2 separate regions of the Homo sapiens genome follow, and region 2 is linked to region 1. A link is an interaction called in ENCODE POLR2A ChIA-PET data of the cell type or tissue named here. Cell type or tissue: GM12878. All regions are shown on one strand. Links, peaks and the distances in the headings refer to the core of each region. The heading gives the core; the rest is flanking DNA. Region 1 overlaps HIVEP1 (HIVEP zinc finger 1). Region 2 overlaps PHACTR1 (phosphatase and actin regulator 1).

Region 1 (7,522 bases), core at 765-5,764:
CTCACTTCTCCACACCCTCACCCTCTCACCTCTGCCTGGGGTCTCCTCACATCTTCCCCTATACAGTTTTGCCCACAGTCATAGCACAGCACTTACTACAGTTCTTAGTGCATGTAGTAGGCATTTGACAAATGTTTATTGAATCGATGATGGATGGTAGAGGTGTCAGAAAGGATGGATTCCTTTACTTAACAGGCAGGATTTGTAAACAGTGCGTTATTATTGCTTTGATTTCTTAAGTGTGGTTAGATATGTAATCTAGATTGCTTTTCTGAAGTAAGTTGTTTCTTTTGTCATATTAAATTATCTAATGCAGTGATGTATACAAATAGTTTGTGTATGTCGTCACAAAAATAAAAGGTTCCTTCTTTAACAGCTCCAAATGAATCCTTTCTTATGACTTCATTGAATCAGGAAGACTCAGACTACTCTCAGTGTAGTTATTTTGTGATATCATAACATCTTTGTAAACCTGGTGGGAGGTTGTGATAGTGTGAAGAACTGAGGATTCCAGATTTCTGGTGTTAACACTACAACTCAAACGTCCTGGTGGTAGAAATGTTAATCAAGGGGAGTTCACATTTCCCTGTTCTGGTAATAGACAGTATTGCCCTGGATTTAACCTTTTCTTGCTGATGTAGGGTCAGTTGGAGTGCTAGTAAACTATCTGCTAGCTGGGGCAGGCTTAGAGGGGTTGGTTGGGGAGGGAGTTAACAATTTATAGCATTTTTCAAAGTGGTAAAAATACTCCCCACCATGGATGATTTCAACCTACCGAATGGTTGCGGCTTGCAGAATTCCTGAATATTTGTTTAGTAGTGGAGTGGTCCACAGCACACATTGCTTGGAAAAATCATTATCATACTATATTCTTGTGGATTCAGCTACTGTATACAGTAAGAGACAGACATAACACTGACTGGACGCTAATCCTAAGTTTAGAGATCCTAGAACTTTCTTAGAAAAATCACTGAAGTCTTTGGAATCTTTCTCATGAAAGTGGAGCAAGAGGATATAAATTTGAAAGACTCAGGGCAGAGAAATGTAACTATTATTCTGTAAACCTAGTGTTTTAGTTGAAGGCTGAATCAACCTTCTGCTAAGTGATTTTCTTAAACCTGTAAAAATAACAGCAGAATACAGGGTGAGTATCCCTAATCTGAAAATCTGAAATCTAAAGTGCTTCAAAATTGGAAACTTTTTGAGCACTAATATGATGCTCAAAAGAAATGCTCATTGGAGCATTTCGGATTTCAGATTTTCAGAATAGGGATGCTCAGCCGGCAAGTATAATGCAAATATTCCAAAAGCTGAAAAAAACATCAGAAATCCAAAACATTTCTGGTCCCAAGCATTTTGGATGAGAGATAGTATGTGTTTGGTTTTCTCATCAGTGTCAGTTATCTTGTTAGCAACATTTAGATTTTTGTCTTTCAGCTTTCTGCTACTTTTGTACAAACCATACTGTACAACATTAGAGCAAGTTATAAAAATAGAAAATGTATTTATTTCATGACACTTCACATCAGTTGTCACTTTTCTATTACCTTTTGTGCTAACCCAGCTATATCATAGCCAAAGAGGACCTGTGTTGAGTTACAAAATTGTTCTTACCACTTTCTGTGAAGTACTTGTCAGGAGTCAGGCAAAGTGCTTATTGAAAAGGCAAATAAGAAGGTTAGTATAACAAATACTCTAAGTATATACTTGGTTTTCTTCTCTTAGTGGAGTGTTTAAAAGACATAGTTAAGTAATGATAACAGTGTATTTTTGAACTGTAACATTTATAAATACAATATGTATATAACATGTATAAATACAATATGTATATAACAAAAGGAGGAAAAAGGAAAATAGAGCTATATAGGCATAATGTTGCCACATCTCACTGGAATTAAGTTAATATAAACCTCACTGGAATTAAGTTAATATAAATCTAAAGAGACTCTGAAGATGTGAGGTAAGTCCTAGAGCTACTACAAAGGAAATAATCAAAAATCTCTATAAATGAAAAAATTATTAAAGAAATTAAATATTACATTTGAAAATATTCACTTAATGTAAAAGAAAACATTAAAGGAGAAGTAGAGGAACAAAAAAAGACACAAGACATACAGAAAACAAAAAGTTAAATTGCAGGCACAAATTCAGCTGTGTCAATAATATCAATAATATGAATGGATTAAACAGTCTAATCAAAAGGCATAGATTGTCAGACCAGATTAAAGAAACAAGATCTGACTATACACTGTCTGCACTGGCACTCACTTTAGATCCAAGACACAAATATATTGAAAGTGAAAGGATAGGAAAAGATGTATCATGCAAATAACAAGCATAAGAAAGCTGGAGTGGCTATGTTAATATCAAAAGGGACTTCAAAATAAAAAATGTTACTAGAGGTAAAGAGGGACATTTTCTAATGATGAAAGTGTCAATCCATCAGGAAGGTATAGCAGTTATAAACATGTATCCACCTGATAATAGAGCCTTAAAATACATGAAGCAAAAACTGATAAAAATGAAGGGAGAAATAGACAATTCAACAATAACAGTTGGAGACTTCATTACCCCACTGTTAACAATGGATGGAATCTTCTAGACAGAAGGTCAGCAAGGAAATAGAAGGCTTGACTACCAACACTGTAAGCCAAGTAGACCTAAATACTCCACCCAAGAACAACAGAATACACATTATTCTCCAGTATACATGGAATATTCTTCAGGATAGACCATCACCTAGGCCATAAAACAGTTGATCATTAAATCAAAAAGAATTGAAATAATATAGTTTGCTCCAACTGCCATGGAATGAAATTAGAACTCAGTAACAGAAAAATGTACTGATGTGAAAAAATTCTTCCAGTCCCACATTGTCCCTAAGAGGAGGAGAAATGTCAGTCAGCAAACCAAACTTCTGTTGTACAAATGACACCAAGGCTTTCCAGACAAGTAGACTAGGAACATTGCTGTCATACTGATAACAGGTAATTCTGCATTTGAATTCCTCTACATGAGGAAACTAGCAAAGATAAGTGCCTCTGGAAATGTTTTCTTTGAAACAAAAATACAGCTTGATGTACAACTACAATTCCTCCAAGAAAAACCTCAAAGTAAAAAACATCTTCGTAAATATCAAGCAAGAAGCGCATTATTTGAAGATACAGAAATAACATTTGATCTCATTTTCTTAAGGTAGAGTCAGAGCATGTTAAGAGCTGAAACTTTTAGTACAGAAATACACTTGTGACCCAGTGTTGTTATGTTGTCAGTTCTTAAGTACATACTTATAAAATGATTTTGTTTTTTTATGTTTGTTTTATTTTAATAGTGTTCAGTCTACTTTAAATATTTTGTATTTTAATAATTAGAATAATAGCTTTTTAAAGAAAGTTATTTTAAAACATCAAATAAAATATATGTTTATGAGTTTTTTTATGAGAAGGGTATTAAACATTTAGTTTCACTGAAGCTAAAATACCAGTGTTAATCCCGGCCCTGTAGTATGATAGAAATATACATGCTGAAATAGTGGTGTAGCCATTTTGTCCTAGTATTGCAATTGCAACCAGCGATGGTGTTGATTATGTAATAATAATAATAATAATAATAATAATAATATCAACAGAAGCAATAATAATGAACTAAAATTGAAGTTCTGGGCACAATGCCAAGCTGTCTACATGCATTATCTCAAATAATTCTCACAACCCCATGAGGTGCCATTATCTGTGTTTTGCAGATAATGAAGGCTCAATAATAGAACTTACCCAAGGTCACATAGCTGAAGCGGCAGAGCCAGAACCTAGACCCTGGCTTCCCTGTCTTCAGAGCTCACCAGAGGACATATGTGAACAGTGATGATTTGAGAAAAAGTGAGCGGAAGTGGTAACTGGATGCAAGAGTCCAGGATAGTTTCTAGTTTAGACAACTGCATGAATGGCTGTGCCACACATGGAGACTTACTATTTTTTTTTTTTATCTATCTGGACTTAACTGTATTAGGCAGCTGTTATTATATTTAATATTCTGGAAAATTTAATATACGTTACTTGAAAGTTTTGAGTGTTTTTGAGGGAAGGAGAAGAGTATTGTGTAGGTCTTCAATAGTGTATTCTTATTTTCTTCCTCAGAGACCTGTTAAAGTTTTTGCTTTCTTGGGCTAATTTTATTTATAATATAAGTTAAATTTTATGTGTTATTCAGGTTGTCTAAGTTAAAATAGAATACAATATTCTCATAATTTTAAAGAGTTTCTTTTAGTTTTCCATTTGTGCAAGTTTGTTGTGGCAAATTCTTTCAAGTGTCATATATTAGAAAAGGTCTATTTCACTTTCATTGTTGGAAAATATTCTTGCTGGGTTTGGAAGCATAGAAAATCTAGCCTGGCATTTTATTTTCCTGAGTACATTGTTGGTGTAGAGGTGTCACTCTATTGCTTCTTTGAAGGTAATCTGGCTTTTAAAAATTACTAGTAATTTTAAAAATTATTTTTAAGATTTTGGGCCTTGTCTTTGACTTTCATAGTTTCAAAGTGATGTGTACAGGTATGATTTCTCTATATTTGTCTTGCTTGTGGTTTAGAGTGCTCTTGAATCTGTAGATTCATGCATTTCATTCATTTTTAACAATTTTTAGACTTTATCTCCTTACATATTGCCTCTGCCTCATTGTGTATCTTTCCACCTTCTTTGTTTTGTTACTTTCTGGATATTGTATCCTTTGGTCTCCTAATACTTTATTCTGTGTTGTTTTCATCTGACTTATTCTCTCTCTCTCTCTTTCTCTCTCTCTCTTCGTTTCTCTCTCTCTCTCTCTCCTTTTCTTTCCTTTTTTTTTTTTTTTTTTTTTTTTCTGAGACAGGGTCTTGCTCAGTCATCCAGGCTGATATAAGCTCACTATAGCCTCAACCACCTGGGCTCAAGCAATCCTCTTGCCTCAGCCTCCCAGGTAGCTGGAACTGAAGGCATGCACCACTGCACCCAGATTATATTTGTTTTTTGTTTTTGTTTTTGTTTTAGAGACAAAGTCTTGCTATATTCTTCAGCCTGGTCTTGAACTTCTGGCCTCAAGCAATCTTCCTGCCTCAACCTCCTGAGTAGCTGGGAGTGGCAACCTCTGTGAGCCACTGCACCTAGCAACTGTCTTTTTCAGTTGTTCTAATCTAAATTTAAATCTATCTTAGTTCTATTATGGTATTTTTTTCAATTCTGTAATTTATATTTGGCTTTTCAAATATGCTGTGTCTCTTTATACTTCCAGTTTTCTGAAATTTTCAGTATTCTTGTCCTTAAGTAAGCACATTTATTTTAAAGTCTTTGTGTATTCATTCCAATATATTGGACCCCTGTAAATCTGTTTATAATGTTGGTTCTTTCATGTTGAATTCTTTTCTCAGATGCCTGGTTATCTTTGAATATATGATGGACATTTTATTTTAAAAATTATAGAAATGTTTTAAGCCTAAGTTGACAATATCTTCCTTCAAAGAAGATTTCAGTTTTCTTCGCCAGGCTTCTAGGAGAACTGACAATCTAAGATTCATCTTAATTGAGTTTTAGAGTGTGAGATTTTTGGGGCCATTGAAAGTGAGTTGCAGTTTATGTGAAGCTTGATCTTTATGCAATTTTCCCTTATTCCTAGAATGAAGCCCTTTAGGTTCTCAGCTGAAAACATGCAGGTTTTAATGCGGACTCCATGCATGGCATGCCCTGGATTCTGTCATTTGTACCTTTATAGCTCCTTTAGATTGTCAGAACCGCCCAGCCTTTTAGCTGCTCTTTTGAATAGACAAACCCTCCCTAATCAAAAGGAGCCCCAGCTACTGATCTCCCCTGTTTGGACTTTTATCCTCTCCAGGATCTTGGCTCAGTAACTTTTCACTATCTTTTTATTGCTTAATTGCCTTCAAGCTGATCATGTTTATATTTTGTCTAGGTAATCTGTTGTCCTGAGAGGAGGATCATCTGAATTACTTAATTACTTAATTCTTAATTACTATAAGTCCCTTATAAAAGTTCTTTATACATTATCATATTAACCTTTGCCTTACATGTTGCAGATACTTTCTCAGTTTCTCACTTGCTTTTTAAAATGAAAATTACATACACACACGCTCTCACACAGACACACTCCTTAGTTTTTATGTATTCAAATTGCTTTGCTTGCTTTTTTGCTTAGAAAGTGTAATCCCAGCCCAAGGTGAGCTAAATATTTATTCCTATTTTCTTATTCTTTTTGTGGTTTTCTTTCTTACATTGAATTATTGAACTTATTTTGGTACATGCTGTTTGCTTAAGATCTGTTTCTACTTTATCATCCAGTGTATGAGACTTGAATCTCTTTTCCCAAAAATTTTGAAATATGGCACCTTTTTCATTTACTAAGTACATATATACATATATATATACACATATATACATATATATACACACACATATATACATATATATACACACACACATATATACATATATATACACACACACATATATACATATACATGATAGGGCCTTTTTATGTATTTTTGGTTTATCCATTGATCTGATCTTGAGAAAATATTGTCTTAACCATTTAATATCTTTTCCATGAAGCTGTCTTTACATAATTTTCTTTCAGCATTTTATTGTTCAATTTAGAGTGATTATTTTCTCAAATGGAGATTGGAGGCATGTTACATTTCTTAAAAGAGTAAAATTTTTTATTGTTTGAAATTTTATAAAACTTGGATATTTGCAAATTGACGTACTCAAAATATTATTTTTTTTCCGGGGGATGGTGTGTTTCTTTATTATGTAAGCCACTTTTAAACAAAAACTCATACTGAAAACTTTAAAATTTTCTGTATGTTTAGAATTTTCTGTGCGAAATTATTTCATGGCATTTTAATATTTTTATTAATATTAGTCGAAGAATATTTTCCATTGTATTTTCTAACTAATCATTTATGGCATAAGGAAAAAGACTGATATTTGTGTGTTTCTGTACTGAACTCTTCTGTTAGGTATAATAGATTGTCAGTGATTTCTTATGGGTTCTCTAGGAGACCATTTTATTATCAGGAAATAATGCTATTTTCCTTCTTACCGTCATTTATATTTCATTGATTTTTATTCTTTCATTGTGTTAGTTGAATAGTCTACAGAAGTGATTAAAAATAAGTGGCCATTGCAGGAATCCTCTTATTATCCCAGACCTCAGAAGGAGATTTTTCTAGGATCTGGCTTTGAGTATTGCGTATCATTGGCATGAGAGATATTCTTTATCGTATTTTCTTAGTTTGCTAGTTTTATTTTGATTTTTCTAATTTCTCTTGTGACTTTCTGTTTGACCCCTGGGCTGTTCAGAATTGTATTGATAACTTTCTAAATATTTGGAGGTTTTTCAGGTATCTTTCTGCTATTTCTAGTTTAATTTTGTTGTGTTCAGGGAACATACTTTCTATGTCCTCTTAACTTTTTTGAACTGCATACTTTGTTTTAAAATTTAAGTAGCCAATAGGCACTGTACCTAGTGCTCCTTG
Region 2 (7,522 bases), core at 1,238-6,237, 650 kb after region 1:
GACGAGATTGGAGTGTAAAAACAGAGACTGATGGCCAGGAGTTCCACGGGAAGATTAAACAGAATGGGAAGGAAACATTATGGTACAGATAGAGGAAGCAGCAAGGCCAAAGGCAGGTATATTTTTCCTAAAATGAGTAGTTACTATGCACGTGTGAAGGTAAAAGACCAATGAAGAGAGAAGAAGATTCTAGAATGAGAAAAGGCAAGTGGAGAGTTAGAACTGACCGCTGAAGTGGAGAGGGGGGGCTTGCACAGTCAGATCAGCACTTCCCCTGAGTCCACACTGAGATGCCCTTTGTAGCAGGGAGGGAAGCAAGGTAAGATTTAATCTGTACTCCAGGTGGGCACTTATTAGATAGAAGAGTGGTAAACTCAGGCCACAAAAAGACTAAGTTCCTACAGCTGCAGAAAGACAAACATTAAAGGGTTTAGCCCATCAATAGGTTCAGCAGGAGCATCAAACCATTCTTATTCACACCCCAGAAACCTTTCTAGGTTCTTCTGCTGTGTTACAGGTAGGGTTGCAGGGGGCAGTGCAGGCGTTCAAAGAAATGTAAAGTCCCCTTGATCACCTCTCCTGCAGAAACAATGTTGCCAGGTTGTAGAGGCTACAAGTCCAACCCAAACACTATTATTTGTGACCAAATAAAGAGGAATTCGGTTAAAATGAATGAGTACTTATGTAGAGATAACACAACCCAGAAGTTAGTGGTTAGAAAAGGCCACTCAATTCTGCATGCATATACCTACTTTACATTCAAAATACCAACTCTAGAAACCTTACTACCAAACGGCTCCCAAACTTGTAGACATTTTTCCTCCACTCCCCACCTCTAAGTTGTAAGGGGGCAGATAAGAAAACTTCTGAAGATTTCAGATCTAGTTCTCTTTCTGTTTGAGCTCTTGCCTGGCAGTAAGGGAGTAGAGAGGGCTGGGCTGGGCACAATGCCCTCCTCCATGACCAGCGGGACCAGGGCTTGCACCCCAGAAGTAGTAACTCCACGCACGGAGCTGGGACCGCGGGCGCGGCACGCTCACATAGAGCAGCCTGTGGGTGAAGGAGACCGTAGTGTGCACTTGGGCAGCGTAAGCGCGTTTGGCGGGAGAGGGCACAGTGCTGACTGGGCATCTCTGCGTTGGAGTCGTCCCTTTCGCAAGAGCCTATCTGTGCCAAGGGCTGGAAACTGGGGCTGCAGGCGGGAGGCGGGGTGTCAGCCAAAAGCACTGGCCCCTCGGCCCTGTGGCTGGGAGAGGAGTCTGGGGGAGCCCCGGGCGCCAGCCAGGGATAGCCTGATCTCTGCTCCAGTCCACAGATCCTTAACGGATTTTCTTTCTCTCCCTTCACCCCTTTCTCTCCTTTGCTCTCTTTCTTTCTCTCTCCCTTTTTTTTCCTTTTTCCCTCTCTTTCCCACTCCCTCCCCACCCCTTCCCTTCCTCTCCCCTCCCCCTTCCCCTCCCCCTCCCCCGTGCGCGAGCCTCTTCCTCTCCCCTCCTCCCCCTTCCGCCTCTCTCCCTCTCCCTCCGTCTCCTTCTCCCTCTCAGCTCGCCGGGCGACCCTGCTCCTGCCTCCCACATTAATGGCGGCATCCTCGGAGGATGATATAGACCGGCGGCCCATCCGGAGAGTGCGCTCCAAGAGCGACACGCCGTACCTCGCAGAGGCCAGGATCTCCTTTAACCTGGGGGCAGGTAAGAACGCCCCTGGCGCCGCGCCCCCGCCCCCGCCCTGCTCCCTCCCTCCCCGGCTGTTGAGCCCCCGCCCCTCCCGGGCGTCCTCCCCGCCGCCCCCCGCAGTCGGGCGCTCAGCACTCGCGCTCTTTGTGTCTCCGGTGCGCAGAGGGCGTGTGTGCGAGCTACGGGGTGGGGGAGGGCGGCGCGTGCAGCCCCACATCCGCCCGAGTCCCACGCGGGCTTCCCCGGCACGGGGAGGAGGAAGTGCTGTCAGTGACCACAGTGATCCCGGGAATAACCCGGAGCCCGGGCCGCGCGCCCATGCGCAGGCTGCGGGCGCGGGGTCTGGCGAGGCTCCCCGGGCGAGGTTGGCTGGCGCGGCTACTACGGGGTGGAACTTGTTGGTGACATTCAGACTCTGTTGGCTTTGACGGGTTGACGCCGCCGCTGCGGTGTTGGAGTGGGGAGAGGGGGCGGGGCTGGCCGCCTGGAACGGAACCTTTTCCTTGCACCAAGCAGCTGGGAAGCTACCGTGCTGGTCATAATAGCATGGTCTGGAGAATGCACGTTAGGTGACTTGATGCTGTCCCTGGAACTGGTGCCCAAAGTGGCCCAGATCGAATTAAGTGAAAAGGGTAACTGAGGTACATGAAGGAGAGAAGAAATGAGAAGGGAAGATAGGGAGGAAAGGAAGGAAACGAGGGAAGGCAGTGGGGCGCTAGGGAAGAAAAGAAGGAAGGAGGGAAGGAAGGAAGGAAAGAAGGAGGGAAGGAAGGAAGGGGGGAAGGAAGGGAGGAGGGAGGGGGAAGGAAAGCAACAGAAGGAGGACTGAGGGATTCAGAGTCAAAAAATGCCTCAGTTGAGTCCACTGAAGGTTACTCAATGAGTAAAGTCCAGCATCTACTGTTCCCTCTGCTGCTGCTGCTCCTAACTCGACTCTAGAGTGCCTTACTCGTGTGTGGTCACTATCACTGGGAAGAAGTTGTTCACCACTAACTTCATAGCTCTGCCTTTTCTGAATGACTCCTAAGCTTCCATCCTAGTTTGTTTTCTCTTCCTGTCCAAGGTCCCTTATTATTCTAGCAACTATAATAAAAGTGAGGGCATTTTCCTGAAGACTGCCTTTCAAAATAAGTTATAAAGCAGATGGTAGGTTTTGCTTTAGGAAACTAAACTCTTGGAAATGGGACTAAATCAAACAAAATGTGTGTGTGTGTGTGTGCGCGTGCGTGCGCGTGCATGGTGCATGTGTTAGAGCAAAGAGAACCTTCAGATGATGGGTATTTATGCCCTGTTGAGAAGTTTCGACAAAAGAGAAAACTGCATAGAAAAACAAGATGCACTGACTAAGCAACCATACCCTTATGGCTGGAAGAATGGTAACTGAATGTGCCAGAGTGGCCAACTGCCTTGGAATATAATTTTCCTGTCTTGATGATTTGTGGTTTTAATCATGTATATCTTGTCACTTCTTAAATGTTTGCCTCTGACTTTGGAGCTGAAGACAAGTTTATTTAGAAAGCTTTGGCATTTTCTATGGCATGCTGTAGTAGTCCATGGTTCCCACTTTGGAATTGTTAATCCCCTACTTCTATGTTTCAGATTCAGCGTATGGTTGTGAGGGGTCTCACAAAGGACCGATAATAGTTTCTTTTAGGAGCAAGATTGTTTTCCCAACCAAGTGATATTGGAAATTAGTCTATTGACCCCTTTGCTTAGCCCAGGAGGAACAGAGCCAAAGCAGCAGTTAGTAAATGTTGTTTACCTTCTACTAGTACTTTTATCACAAAACAATAAAATAAAGTGCTAAACAAGAGTTTCAAGTTTCAGCTGCTACTCAATTAATTACTTTGTCACCAGATTAAACCTAGTGACTTGCAATCTTTTATTTTGGTTAAATTGCTCTGGAGTCCAATTTAAAGATTGGCTCAGACAGGACTTATCTATGTTTCATCTGGAAATAAATAAGCCAGACAAGCACTCAGTCCCTTCTATATGTCCCTTAAAATATTCCTAATGTAAAGTGTCAAGAAAGACACCAGTAAGAGAGAAATGCAGAGAGGATATTGTTAAAGGAGGAAGGGCATTAGCAGCCTGGTCTGTACTGCAGTCAGGGGAGCTGTCCTCCCTTGGTGGTGCTGAAGCGAGACAGAGAAGTGACTGTAAGTTGGACAGTGGAGGGATGGGTACTCTTTCCCTCCTGTGATGGAATCCCGAAGAAAATGCATAAGATCAGGCTACCAAAAACTTTTTCATCCCTCTCCACCTACATTTGCTGCCTATTTACTACGCATCACGCCTACTGCTCCGCTGCTCAAATCGGGCGTTTATGCTCTAATTTTGCGCCAACTGCTCACTCCTGGGGCTTGTTTATTTCCAGCTGGTTTCTGGTTGCTTCCCTAACGAAGTAAGATCCACTCACAGATGTGCCTTTCTCCCGCATTTAAGAGTAATTGTAACCCCTGGTTTTAAAAGCAAACAGCCTTGTTTATCTCCTTAAGCAGCAAGTTGTAATTAAACTATTAGTGTTGTTATCAGCATTGCTGAACAGAGAAGCATGCACACTCCCAATAAATTACATAATCTGGGCATAGAGATAATTTTGTTTATGTCTTAACCACAATTTATGAACACTTAAGCAAGTCCTGTGCCCTTTCTTTCCAATCCTGCCCCCAAACAATTACTTATTGTTTATTCTTTCCAGAGAAATTTTTTATTGGCTTAAACTATTTATGTTTAATATTTGCTTTCCCACACCAGTAATTATACATAAACCCATGTTTGATATTTTAGAGGTTTAGCAATGCTTCAAGGAATACATATACATATATTCCTTTTACTTGGCTGTCACTAAATCATTAAACTAATCGTCCAGTTGCCAAATAAAGTGGACTGGGCATTTTGAATACTAATTAAACACTTAAGGATTTTTCAACTACACCCTATCTCCAACAGTACTTAATAATATCATTTCAGAAATAACTCTGCAGCTTGAGTGAAGGATATACTTCTTCACCTACAGTGGCAAGTCAGTCAAAGAATAGCACCAAAATGTGGGTCTTTCATCAATGTATGAAGATGCTAATTTCAAGTTTCAGCTAAAATTGAGAGCATAGATAACAGAAATTTTCTGAACCATGACTTTTATTTTTCTAAGAGTCCTTTTTCTAGGTTTTTAACTTCTGTTCAGCATTTAGTAGACACAAACATTGATAGATGATTGAAGATGTTATCAGTGCAAAAGAAAATTAAGTCAATATATCTGTCGAAGGTTACCCAGACACATCAAAGATTAAAACATTCAAAAAGGGATTTTTCCCCTAAGGAATTCAAATGTGTTAAAAGGACATCCTGGAACAGAAGAGTCTGTTCACACTATTAGTAGCAAGTGTTTCTAATTGTATTCTCACTTAGAATGAACCCATCACTGACATTTATCTTGTAAGAGTGCAGCCTGCCTTATGAGGTCGTTCATTCACTGCATTGCAGTCAGTGCAATGAAGAGTTGCAGCTCATCTGGCAGGTACATTCCCATGGGCTAGTGTATTCTATTTATCTTTAGATTGACAGTATATGGAGGATTACCTGATACATAGAAGCTGCTGAAACTGAAAAACTCTATAATTACATACTAAAGTGAATGAAAGTAAGTAGAAAAATTAAGCCCATCTTATATTTCTTAAAGGGGTGTCAAAAGAAGGAAAGCAAGGCATCCTGATGATTTAGGCACAAAACCATTATTAGGCACTATTGAGAAAAATGTGTCCTTTTCTAATCATAAGGAGGTTTAACTTCTGTTGATATATCAGAATTGCTTTGTATGGGGGAGAATTTAAATTAACAGTATGGTCAACACCAGCATAATTATTCTCTTTGGAAAGCTGAGATCTGTTTTGGTTCTGGATGTCCACCAAGGATAGCTGTTTCTGGCCTTCACTGGTCTCTTTCACCCTTTCAGGCCCAGAGGACAATGGCAGTCAGAACTGGCTTGCTATGGTTTCCTATAAGGATGGATGGGTCTACAAAAAGAAGTTATAAACTAGGTCCCAGGGTACCTCTCTTCCACCCTTATCGCTTAGCTAAATAATGGAGGCCCATGATATAGAGAAGTGGCAGCTCAGAATGTGCCATCATCACTTAGCAATGAGAACTGTCCCTAGGCAAGTTGTAAATATATATATATATATATATATATATATTTTTTTTTTGAGACAGAGTCTCACTCTGTCACCCAGGCTGGAGTGCAGTGGTGCCATCTTGGCTCACTGCAAGTTCCGCTTCCCAGGTTCATGCCATTCTCCTGCCTCAGCCTCCCGAGTAGCTGGGACTACAGGCACCTGCCACCACGCCTGGCTATTTTTTTTTTTTTTTTTTGTATTTTTAGTGGAGATGGGGTTTCACTGTATTAGACAAGATGGTCTCGATCTCCTGACCTCGTGATCCACCTGCCTTGGCCTCCCAAAGTGCTGGGATTACAGGTGTGAGCCAGTGCGCCTGGGCTGGCAAATTGTAAATATTATTGCCATCCTGATCTGAGATTGCTTCACCAACCTAAAGGTTTTGATAGGCATCCTCCTTCACTCTTTTGCTGAAGAATGCCAGTGTGTTCCTCACTATATTTTTTGTTACTGATTGTAAATTGAAGGCAGACCATGTGGGTCTGGCTTTTATTTGGTGGCCCAAACTCTTAAGTATTGCTTCCTGTATTTGGTAGGCAGAATTCAAATGGTGGATCTCACAGCTCACCAGGAGCCTCTAGTGTAGAAGCCTTCCCTCCTTCTGTGCTATATATAGTTAGAGCTAGCTAACCTGATAATCTCATTATGTCATGCATTAAGATGGTACCAGTGAAGATCACCCCAGATAGTGTAATGAATATTTGAAAGGTACAAGGAAGTAAGTACAGTCGGCCTTCGGCATTCATGGGTTCCACATCTGTGGATTCAACCAACCAGGGATGGGACATATTTTTAAAAAATGAATGGCTGCGTCTGTACTGAACATGTAAAGAGTTATTTCATTATTTCCTAAATCATATAACAACTATTTACGTAGCATTTACACTGTATTAGGTATTATAAGTAATCTAGAGATAATTTAAAGTATACAGGAGGATGTGCTTAGGTTATATGCAAATACTACACTATTTTATGTAAAGGATTTGAGTATCCACGCATTTTGTTATTCGCAGGGGATCTTGGAACCAATCTCATGGTTACCAAGGGGTGGCTGTAATTAACACTATGAGTAAATGGGAAGCACTTTCCCATAAATATTTGTGAAACAACTTGAACACAGAATCTATGTTGGGTAATTAGATTTTCTTAGACTCTTTGGTCTGAGCATCATTATTATTTTTAAACATGTAAGTATGGTATTTACAATTACCTTATGGCTACATGGTAAATTACTTTTTTGGTTTGTCTATATATGTCTATATAATTTAATTCTATAAAATCCCACAGAGGCGTGTTTTATAGGAAATATCTGAGGCAAGAGTCAGAAGAATTTGATTCTAATGCATCAATTTCCTAAGACCATGGGCAAGCCATTTAACCTTTTGGGGTTTGATTCACTCAGCTCTAAGATGAGGGTTTTAGATTTAAAGTCTCTGAAGTCCCATTCAATCTAAAAATAACTGACACTTCTAACTCCAGCTGTATTACTGGATACATACTACACCTGATTTTATAGATAGTCTTATTTGTTGTATAAAACATATAAAATAGCTTCATTACAATAAGAATGAAAATATTTGATCACAGCAAAGTTATGGAAATTTTTGAGTTAAAAGAAGAATGAATCTCTATTATATAGGCACATTTATATACAAAATATTAGTTATATTT

The links. Peaks named below come from ENCODE experiments on the same cell type or tissue, not always from the same donor. Only the 100,000 strongest peaks of a DNase experiment are listed, where the experiment ranks them.
Region 2: POLR2A ChIA-PET joins it to region 1 with 8 read pairs; 1 of 35 experiments calls an interaction of 5 or more read pairs at or near these places.

Annotation. Positions count from the first base shown.
Region 1 is chr6:12,099,596-12,107,117 of GRCh38, forward strand. All of the region lies in intron 3 of HIVEP1 (HIVEP zinc finger 1), which reads left to right. Among named protein-coding and RNA genes, the nearest start is that of HIVEP1, 91 kb to the left of the region's middle. RefSeq lists an enhancer at 1-234. In GM12878, for the core only: no CTCF peak of the experiment used is centred there; no DNase peak of the experiment used is centred there; H3K27ac peaks cover 1,383 bases.
Region 2 is chr6:12,748,100-12,755,621 of GRCh38, forward strand. PHACTR1 (phosphatase and actin regulator 1) reads left to right here. Exons shown (of 15, transcript NM_030948.6): 4 at 1,545-1,691. Among named protein-coding and RNA genes, the nearest start is that of PHACTR1, 35 kb to the left of the region's middle. RefSeq lists enhancers at 856-1,540, 1,666-2,167. In GM12878, for the core only: no CTCF peak of the experiment used is centred there; a DNase peak (open chromatin) is centred at 3,803; H3K27me3 peaks cover 299 bases.